Linked DNA regions of Homo sapiens: regions 1 and 2 are each linked to region 3. Evidence: chromatin contacts called from ENCODE Hi-C or POLR2A ChIA-PET data. All regions are on one chromosome and are shown on one strand. The core of a region is the stretch at or near the end of the contact, and the rest is flanking DNA. Distances in the headings are between cores, read along the strand shown. Region 1 holds the start of ZNF254 (zinc finger protein 254). Region 2 holds the start of ZNF492 (zinc finger protein 492). Region 3 holds the start of ZNF91 (zinc finger protein 91).

The links. A loop is a pair of places that touch in the nucleus more often than their neighbours do. ChIA-PET counts read pairs that join two places held with the same protein, here RNA polymerase II (POLR2A). Pooled maps may share reads with other maps.
Region 1: a loop to region 3 is called in a map of B cell, with 20 times the contacts of the local background. The contact joins the promoter of ZNF254 here to the promoter of ZNF91 in region 3. A Hi-C loop is called at or near these places in 7 of 168 maps with a recorded cell type or tissue (B cell, CD8-positive, alpha-beta T cell, endothelial cell of umbilical vein and 3 more), 3 of 37 single-sample maps with no recorded cell type and 23 of 50 pooled maps. POLR2A ChIA-PET finds 5 or more read pairs at or near these places in 17 of 52 experiments (B cell, CD4-positive, alpha-beta T cell, CD4-positive, alpha-beta memory T cell and 11 more).
Region 2: a map of CD8-positive, alpha-beta T cell shows a loop between it and region 3 (19-fold over the local background). The contact joins the promoter of ZNF492 here to the promoter of ZNF91 in region 3. A Hi-C loop is called at or near these places in 4 of 168 maps with a recorded cell type or tissue (B cell, CD4-positive, alpha-beta T cell, CD8-positive, alpha-beta T cell and 1 more) and 9 of 50 pooled maps. POLR2A ChIA-PET finds 5 or more read pairs at or near these places in 2 of 52 experiments (CD4-positive, alpha-beta T cell and activated naive CD4-positive, alpha-beta T cell).

What each region holds. Positions count from the first base shown.
Region 1 is chr19:24,085,833-24,088,988 of GRCh38, forward strand. ZNF254 (zinc finger protein 254) reads left to right here and starts at 1,355. Exons shown (of 4, transcript NM_203282.4): 1 at 1,355-1,505. The coding sequence starts at 1,476. RefSeq lists enhancers at 1,401-1,480, 1,531-1,580, 1,641-1,730.
Region 2 is chr19:22,632,782-22,636,009 of GRCh38, forward strand. It overlaps ZNF492 (zinc finger protein 492), which reads left to right and starts at 1,543. Exons shown (of 4, transcript NM_020855.3): 1 at 1,543-1,693.
Region 3 is chr19:23,393,838-23,396,824 of GRCh38, forward strand. ZNF91 (zinc finger protein 91) reads right to left here and starts at 1,634. Exons shown (of 4, transcript NM_003430.4): 1 at 1,488-1,634. The coding sequence starts at 1,517. RefSeq lists an enhancer at 1,036-1,904.

The sequences.
Region 1 (3,156 bases), core at 105-2,604, 690 kb after region 3:
ATTTTGTCTACTTTGAAATTATTTAAAGGTTGTTTCAAATTGAAAATATAAAAATAATGTAGATTAAAATACAACATAAAAATTTAAAAAATGGCCAGGCACGATGGCTCACGCCTGTAATCCCAGTAATTTGGGAGGCTGAGGCGGGTGGATTACCTGAGGCCAAGAGTTCGTGACCAGCCTGGCAACATAGTGAAACCCCGTCTCTACTAAAAATGCAAAAAATTAGCCAGGTTTGGTGATGCACGCCTGTAATCCCAGCTACTCGGGAGGCTGAGGCAGGAGAATCGCTTGAACCCAGGAGGCAGAGGTTGCAGTTAGCCAAGATGGCGCCACTGTACTCCAGCTTGGGCGACAGAGCTAGACTTCGTCTAGACAAAAAATAAAAAATAAAAAAAAGTATAAGAGATCATAAAATATGTATAAAAATCTAGAATGGTCAAAAAGACAAATTTGATGGACTTTATTTTTGTTATTTTATTTTATTTTTTGAGACAAAGTCTCGCTCTGTCGCCCAGGCTAGGGTGCAGTGGCAGGATCTTGACTCACTGCAACCTCAGCCCCCCGGGTTCAAGGAATTCTGCTGCCTCAGCCACCCGAGAAGCTGGGGTTATAGGCGTGCGCCACCATGCCCAGCTAATTTTTTTTTCTTTTATTTTTTTGAGACGGAATTTTACTCTTGTTGTCCAGGCTGGAGTGTAATGACGCGATCCACGCTCACTGCAGCCTCCACCTCCCAGGTTCAAGCAGTTCTCCTGCCTCAGCCTCCCGAGAAGCTGGTATTACAGGCACGTGCCACTACGCCCAGCTAATTTTGTATTTTTAGTAGAGATGAGGTTTCACCATGATAGTCAGGCTGGTCTCCAACACATGACCTAATGTGATCCGCCCGCCTTGGCCATCGAAAGTGCTGGGATTACAGGCGTGAGCCACCGCGCCCAGCTGATGGATTTACTTATAACGGTTTATCAAATTAGCTTTAGTGCTGATAATACATTATTACTAAAGTAAAAGTTGATTTTCTCTTGAACAAAAATTATATGTATTATTAATATACATAAAATATGTTTGTTCACATTTTGAATACATTGAAAAAGAGAGAGAGCAAAAAAGATATAGAATTTTCCCATGCTCTGGGGTGGGCCTGGCTCAGCTCAGGGAGGAAGCCCTGCCCGATAAGGCTGCAGCTTAGGCTGTCACTCTTTCTTCAGCCTAGGGTGTGATCACATCTTCTATCACTCAGGGTCTGAGTAGGCGGGGCCTTAAACGTTATCCAACTAGGGACGTTGGGCTGGGAACTGTCCAATCAGGCACACAGCTGGACTGGACAAAGCGGCTTCCGGGATATGGCGGGGCCTTTGTCTCTCGCTGTCGCCGGAGTCCCAGGTCTGTCTTCACTGCTCTGTGTCCTCTGCTCCTAGAGGCCCAGCCTCTGTGGCGCTGTTACCAGCAGGTATTGGAGATCCACAGCTAAGATGCCAGGACCCCCTAGAAGCCTAGAAATGGTGAGAATGCCAGTCCGACATCCCGAGAGAGGGGAGGGGGCTGGTTGGAACTGGTGGGAAGCGGCTGTGGCGGGACTCAGGCCTCCCCCCAGTCAGCTCCACAATCTGCGCCCAGCTCGACCTCAGTCCCCTTCAGAAATAAGATGGCGGCTGCGCTGACAGCCAGACCCCCAGGAGTCCTGTTTCTTCCCTGCGCAGTGACTGTGCCCTGTCCTGGAGCCCTCTCTGGGCAGCTGTGGACCCGCAGCCCCGCGTCTCTCCCAGATTGTTCAGGGACCCGGGGAGGGTCGTCAGGGGAGAATCCTGACTCGGGTTGCGGGTTCATGAACGGGAAGAGCTTTGGTCTGTGGGGTTCCCAGGCCCTCTTTTTTCCCATTAAAAATTTATGGGCGTCACTGCAAAAATATTAAATACTTTAATAAAAGAATGATTCAAAAATTGTACCACACCCAGCTGTGGTTTGTACTTTTGTGGTCCATGGAAGGGGCCTGAAGAAAAGATTGTTACAAGGTTCATGATAAAGAAAACCAAATTCAATAATTGGCTAGGTACAGCAATCTAGGTTGTCGTTTTTTTTTTTTTTTTTTCTTTTTTTTGAGACAGAGTCTCACTTTTTTGCTCAGGCTGGAGTGCAGTGGTGTGATCTCGACTCACTGCAACCTCCGCCTCTTGGGTTCAAGCGATTCTCCTGCCTCAGCCTCCCTAGTAGCTGGGACTACAGGCGCCCGCCACCACAATTTTTTTATTTTTAGTAGAGACGGGGTTTTACCATGTTGGCCAGGCTGGTCTCCAACTCCTGACCTCAGGTGATCCACCCACCTTGGCCTCCGAAAGTGCTAGGATTACAGGCGTGAGCCACCGTGCCCAGCCTCGTTTCTTAATTTTTACATTTAAGGTGGGAATATCCTGGTTATGTAATCAGAGCTTAATTGTCAGCTTATTCTTGGTTAAGCAAGAATTTTGTTTCCGCTAATGTAGTAATTTACCAAAAAATGCTCTTGAGTTTAGATTTTTTTTTTAGAAGTAGAAATCCGGGGACTAGAGCCACCTCAATCTAATTGCCTGCCACTTAATTATTTTCACACTCCACAGGGGACTGCTTTTTTCCTGAAATTTTCACATGTATCCCAAGCAGGGCCTCAAGTCCACCCCTCATCCCCTATTCCTCCAGCCTAACTCTGGCTTGCAGGAAAATACTAAATTTCCCGTTTTGTCTGACATTCCCAAATGCCAATGTCCCCTCCCTAATTCACTTTATCATCTATTTGTCCTTTAGGGTAGATTTTGATACCTGTTTTAATTTTTATTTATTTATTTATTTTAATTTTTGAGACAGAGGCTTGCTCGGTCACCCCGGATGGAGTGCAGTGGTGCAGTGGTGTGATTTAGGCTCACTGCAACCTCTGCCTTATGGGATCAAATGATTCTCTTGTCTCAGTCGCCCAAGTAGCTGGAATTATAGGCGCCCGCCCCCACGCCTGGCTAATTTTTGTATTTTTAGTAGAGACCGGGCTTCACTATGTTGTCCAGGCTGGTTTCAAACTCCTAGCCTCAAGCGATCCGCCTGCATCAGCCTCCCCAAGAGCTGGTATTACAGACGTGAGCCATCTCGCCTGGCCAATTAATCTTTTTTTTTTTTTTTTTTTTTTTT
Region 2 (3,228 bases), core at 293-2,792, 760 kb before region 3:
AATTTTTCCCTCACAGTAACGATCACCAATGTCAGGGCACCTACATTGGCCAATGTCAGGGCCTTGTGTGCACTCAGTATATATACAACTGGGTTGGTTCAGGAACAAAACCAATAGCGACGTTGGTTGTGCATAGAACAATAATTTGGTAATATTGGTAAGACAAAGCCATGACTTAGCGGCAAACATTTTTTCATTCATTTGAGAAAAAATTTGCAACTAGTCACCTAAAAGTACTGGTTTACAGCACTGGCATTTGACCTTGGCTGCGCTCTGTCATCACCTAGAGATATTTACACTATTGCCCAGGTTCCATTGCAGGAATTCTGATTTAATTGGTATGTGGCAACTTGTGTTTGGGGGATTTTAAAAGACCTCCGAAGTGATTTTTACATGCAGACTCGGGTGAAAACAATTGGTTCAGGGTGAGGGATGTATTCACTGTGTGTGATTTCCAGGTGTGCTTCTGGAGCTTTGCCCCATGGCTGCTTCTGACTTTGAAATCTTCAACAGCAGCTCTGCCATTGTAAAAATCAAAATGCAGGCCAGGCAGGGTGGCTCACACCTATAATCTCAGCACTTTGGGAGGCCGAGGCGAGTGGATCACCTGAGGTTAGGAGTTTGAGACCAGCCTGGCAAACATGGCAAAACCCCATCTCTACTAAAAATTGAAAAATCAGCTGGGCATGGTGGTGCACGCCTGTATTCTCAGCTACTGGAGAGGCTGAGACACCAGAATCTCTTGAAGCCAGGAGGCTGAGGTTGCAGTGAGCCGAGATCACACCACTGCATTTCAGCGTGGGAAACAAAGTGAGACCATGTCTTAAAAAAAAAAAAAAATCAAAAGACAACTTCAAGATGTACTCAAATATTTTGCTAAATTGCAGCAGAATGAAATGTCTTCCGGCTGGGGTCGGTGGCTCACGCCTGTAATCCCAGCACTTTAGGAAGCTAAGGAGGATGGATCACCTGAGGTCAGGAGTTCAAGACCAGCCTGGGCAAGATGGCGAAACCCCGCTTCTACTAAAAATACAAAAAAATTAGCCGGGCGCGGTGGCAGGCGCCTGTAATCCCAGCTACTCGGGAGGCTGGGGCAGGAGAATCGCTTGAACCCGGGGGCGGAGGTCGCAGCGAGCTGAGATCGCGCCACTGCGCTCCAGCCTGGGCGACAGAGTGAGACTCTGTCTCACACACAAAAAAGCCTAAATTTAAAAATAATTATTCTATTCTTTTCATGTGTGAGCAGCCATATAGTATATTATTTACAAATATATGAGACCTTACACACAACGTTAAAGGCAAACACCTTCTGCGGTGTGCTTGGCTCAGCTCAGGCAGGAAGCCCTGCCTGAAAAGGCTGCACCTTCGGCTGTCACTCTGTCCTCATTCGGCCCAGCGTTTGGTTACATCTTCTGTCACTCAGGGCCTGAGGGCGGGGGGGGGGGGGGTCTTAAACGTTATCCATTCAGCGACGCTGGCCTGGGAACTGTCCAATCAGGCACGCAGCTGGAGCGGAAAGGGCGGCTTCCGGGATGTGGCGGGGTCTTTGTCTCTCGCTGCAGTCGGAGTATGGTCTAGTGTTCGCTGTTCTGCGTCCTCTGGTCCTAGAGGCCCATCCTCTGTGGCCCTGTGACCTGCAGGTATTGGGAGATCCACAGCTAAGACGCTAGGACCCCCTGGAAGCCTAGAAACGGTGAGAGTGCCGGGTCCGACATCCCGAGAGAGGGGAAGGGGCTGGTTGGAACCGGTGGCAAGAGGCTGTGGCGGGACTCAGGCCTCCCCGCAGTCGGCTCCACAATCTGCGCCCCAAGTTCGCCTTGCCCAGCCCAGCCTCAGTCCCCTTCAGCCATCAGATTGGCGGCTGCGCTGGCAGCCGGACCCCCGGGCGTCCTGTCTCTTCCCTGCGCAGTGACGGTGCCCTGGCCTGGAGCCCTCTCTGGGCAGCTCTGCACCCGCAGCGTCGTGTCTCTCCCAGATTGTGCAGGGACCACGGGAGGGTGGTCAGGGGAGAATCCTGACTCGGGGTGCGGGTTCACGAATGGGAAGAGCTTTGGTTTGGTTTATGGGGTTCCTAGTTCCTCTTTTCTTCTATTAAAAATTTATGGGAGTTATCGCGAAAATACTTAAAAATTTAAGCAAGGAGTGGTTCAAAAGTTATAGAGCACCCAGCTGTGGGTTGTAGTTTGTGGTCGGTCCATGGGAGGATCTTGAAGGAAAGATGCAGATGAAAATACCCAAATTCAATAATCGGTTAGGTATATTTACGTAGTTTCTTAATTTTCACCTTGAGCCTACAAATTTCCTGGTTGTGTAATCAGAGCTTACTTGGCAGTTTATCGTTAGTTAAGCCTGAATTTTGTTTCCCCCAATGTAGTAATTTCTAAAAAAAAAAAAATGCATTTGAGTTTGATTTTTTAAAATTAGGAATCCAAAGATTAGAGCCACCTCAGTCTATTTGCCGCCACATGGGGCTGATTTTCCCTGGCATTTTTCACATAGGTCCCAAGCAGGTTCTCAAGTCAACCCCCCACACCCCATTTCTCCAGCTTAACTCTGGCTTGCAGTAAAATACTGAATTTTCAGTTCCTTCTGAAAATCTCAAATGCCAACTTCTTTTCCCTAATTTACATTATTATTTGTCCTTTAGTGTACATTTTTCATACTGTATTTTAATTAATCATTTTTTGACAAAGCATTAGATGGCATATTTAAAAAGATATGTTTTCTGTTTGTAAATATTTCCCATGAGAAGAAAGCAAGGAATATCCCGATAGTGAATTGTAAAAAATCTCTGTGCCTCTTTTTCTTTTGTCTTCCCTAGGCATAAAGATCTTATGAGAATGTTTTAGTGTCAAGATGTTTTTATTTTGCAAACGTTATGGGGTGATTTGTGCTTAGCAACCCTGTCGTTTATTCTTGGTCCTGGCTTTCAGTACTGTCTCTGAATAAACCAAGATAACCGCTATGGCGATGTCTGCTAGAGTATCTAGTGAATATCAGCTCCTAAAGTCATTTTCTTTCGTAGGACAACCTGAGATATGGAGTGTAGCCTCTCAAGTGGATACCCTGGGGAAAAGATGAATCTCTTTTAACTTTTATTTTTGGTTCAGGGGTACACATGCAGGTTTGTTATACAGCTAAAATTGTGTCATGGGGGTTTGGTGTGCAGATTATTTTGTCACTGAGGTACTAAGCATAGCACCAAACAGGTACTTTTTCTGATCCTCT
Region 3 (2,987 bases), core at 384-2,883:
AAAAATACAAAAATTAGCCAGACGTGGTCGTGGGCACCTGTAAGTCCAGCTACTTGGGAGACTGAGAGAGGAGAATCATTTGAGCCCAGTAGGCGGAGGTTGTAGTGAGCCTAGTGCGTCACTGCACTCCAGCCTGGGTGACAGAGCAAGGCTCTGTCTCAAAAATTAAAAATAAAAATGATTAAAATCGGTATCAAAATGTACACTACAGGACAAATAGTTGATAAAGTGAATTAGGGAGGGGAAATTGGCATTTGGGAATGTCAGACGAAACTGGAAATTTAGTATTTTACTGCAAGCCAGAGTTAGGCTGGAGGAACAGGGGATGAGGGGTGGACTTGAGGCCCTGCTTGAGACACATGTAAAAAATTCAGGGAAAAATCGTCCCCTTTTGAGTGTGAGAAAAATTAAGTGGCAGGCAATTAGATTGAGGTGGCTCTAGTCCTCGGATTTCTACTTCTAAAAATAAAAATCTAAACTCAAGAGCATTTTTTGGTAAATTACTACATTGGCAGAAGCAAAATTTAGGCTTAAGCAACTATAAACTGCCAATTAAGCTCTGATTACATAAGAAGGATATTTCCACCTAGATTGTAAAAATTAAGAAACTAGGCCAGGTGCGGTGGTTCACGCCTGTAATTCCAGCACTTTCGGAGGCCAAGGTGGGTGGATCACCTAAGGTCAGGAGTTCCAGACCAGCCTGGCCAACAAGGTGAAACCCCGTCTCTCCGAAAAATAAAAAAATTGGCCTGGTGTGGTGGCAGGCGCCTGTAATCCCAGCTACTAGGGCTGAGGCAGGAGAATCGCTTGAACCCGGAAGGCAGAGGTTGCGGTGAGCCGAGATCACGCCACTGCACTCCAGCCCGCGCGAGAGAGCAAAACTCCTTTTCAAAAAACAAAACAAAACAAAACCTACATAACTGTACCTAGCAAATTACTGAATTTGGTTTTCTTTACCATGAACCTTATAAAAATATCTCCTTCAAGGCCTTTCATAGACCACAAATTACAAACCATAGCTGGGTGCTCTACAATGTTTGAATCACTCTTTGATTAAATTATTTAATCTTTTCGCGGTGACGCCCATAAATTTTTAATAGAAAAAAAGAGGCCCTGGGAACCCCACGGACTAAAGTGCTTCCTATTCATGAGCCAGCACCTCCAGTCAGGATTCTCCCCTGACGACCCTCCCGTGATCCCTGCACAATCTGGGAGAGACGCGGCGCTGCGGGAGCAGAGCTGCCCAGAGAGGGCTCCAGGCCAGGACACAGTCACTGGGCAGGGAAGAGACAGGACGCCCGGAGCCCGCCTGTCAACGCAGCCGCCATCTTATCGCTGAAGGGGACTGAGGCCGAGCTGGGCAAGGAGAACCCGGGCACGGATTGTGGAGCTGACTGAAGGAAGGCCTGAGGCTCGCCACAGCCGCATCCCACCGGTTTCAACGAGCCCCGTTCCCTCTCTCGGGACGTCGCACCTGGCAGTCTCACCATTTCTAGGCTTCCAGGGGTTCCTGGCATCTTAGCTGTGGCTCTCCAATACCTGCAGGTCACAGGGCCACACAGGCTGGGCCTCCTGGAGCAGAGGACACAGAGCAGTGAAGTCGAGACCTGGAAACTCCGGCGGCAGCGAGAGACAAAGGCCCAGCCACATCCCGGAAGCCGCCCTGTCCGCTCCAGCTTTGTGCCTGATTGGACAGTTCCCAGCCCAGCGTCCCTGATTAGATAACGTTTAAGGCCCCGCCTTCTCAGGCCCTGAGTGACAGAAGATGTGATCAGACACTGGGCTGAATGAAGAAAGAGTGACAGCGTAGGCTGCAGCCTTTTCAGGCAGGGCTTCCTCAGCTCAGCCAGGCCCACCTCAGAGCATGGGAAAATCCTCTCTCTTCTTTGCTCTCTTTCAATGTATTCAAAATGTGAACAAAAATATTTGATGTATATTAATAATACATAAAATTTTTGTTCCAGAGAAAATCAACTTTTACTTTATTGTGTATTATCAATAATAAAGCTAATTTGATAAAACATTGTAAGTCTCTCAGCCGGGCGCCGTGGCTCACACCTGTAATCCCAACACTTTGGGAGGCCGAGGCAGGTGGATCTCCTGAGGTCAGGAGTCCGAGACCAGTCTGGCTAACATGGTGAAACCCCATCTCTACTAAAAATACAAAATTATTGAGCATGGTGGTGCGTGCCTGTAATCCCAACTACTCGGGAGGCTGAGGCAGGAGAATTGCTAGAACCCGGGAGGCCAAGGTTGCAGTAAGCCTAGATCGCGCCAATACATTCCAGACTGAACAATAAGAGTGAAATTCCATTTCAAAAAAATGAAAAATAAAATATAAAAATTAGCTGAGCATGGTGGCACACGTCTGTAATCCCAGCTACTCCGGAGGCTGAGGCAGGAGAATCGCCTGAACCCGGGAGGCGGAGGTTGTAGTGAGTTGAGATCATGCCACTGCACCCCAGCAAAAAATAAAAATAAAAATACATTAAAATTTTTTTGACCTCTCTAGATTTTTATACATATTTTATGATCTCTTATAATTTTTTAATTTTTTTTTTTTGAGACTGAGTCTTGCTCTGTGGCCCAGGCTGAAGTCCAGCGGCACGATCTCGGCTCACTGCAACCTCTGCCTTTCAGGTCCAAGGGATTCTCCTCCCTCAGCCTCTGGAGTAGCTGGGATGACAGGTGCACCACCACACCTGACTAATTTTTTGTATTTTTAGTAGAGATGCGGTTTCACCATGTTGGCCAGGCTGGTCTCGAACTCCTGGCCTCAGGTGATCCACCTGCCTTAGCCTCCCAAAGTAGTGGGATTACATGGGTAAGCCATGATGCCGGTCCATTGTTTAACTTTTTATATTTCATTTTAATCTACATTATTTTTACTTTTTCAATTTGAAGGAACCTTTAAGTAATTTCAAAGCAGACAAATGTTTCTAACTTTCTTCATCAAAAGCATATTTTGCTTTTGTTTATACTCTCTC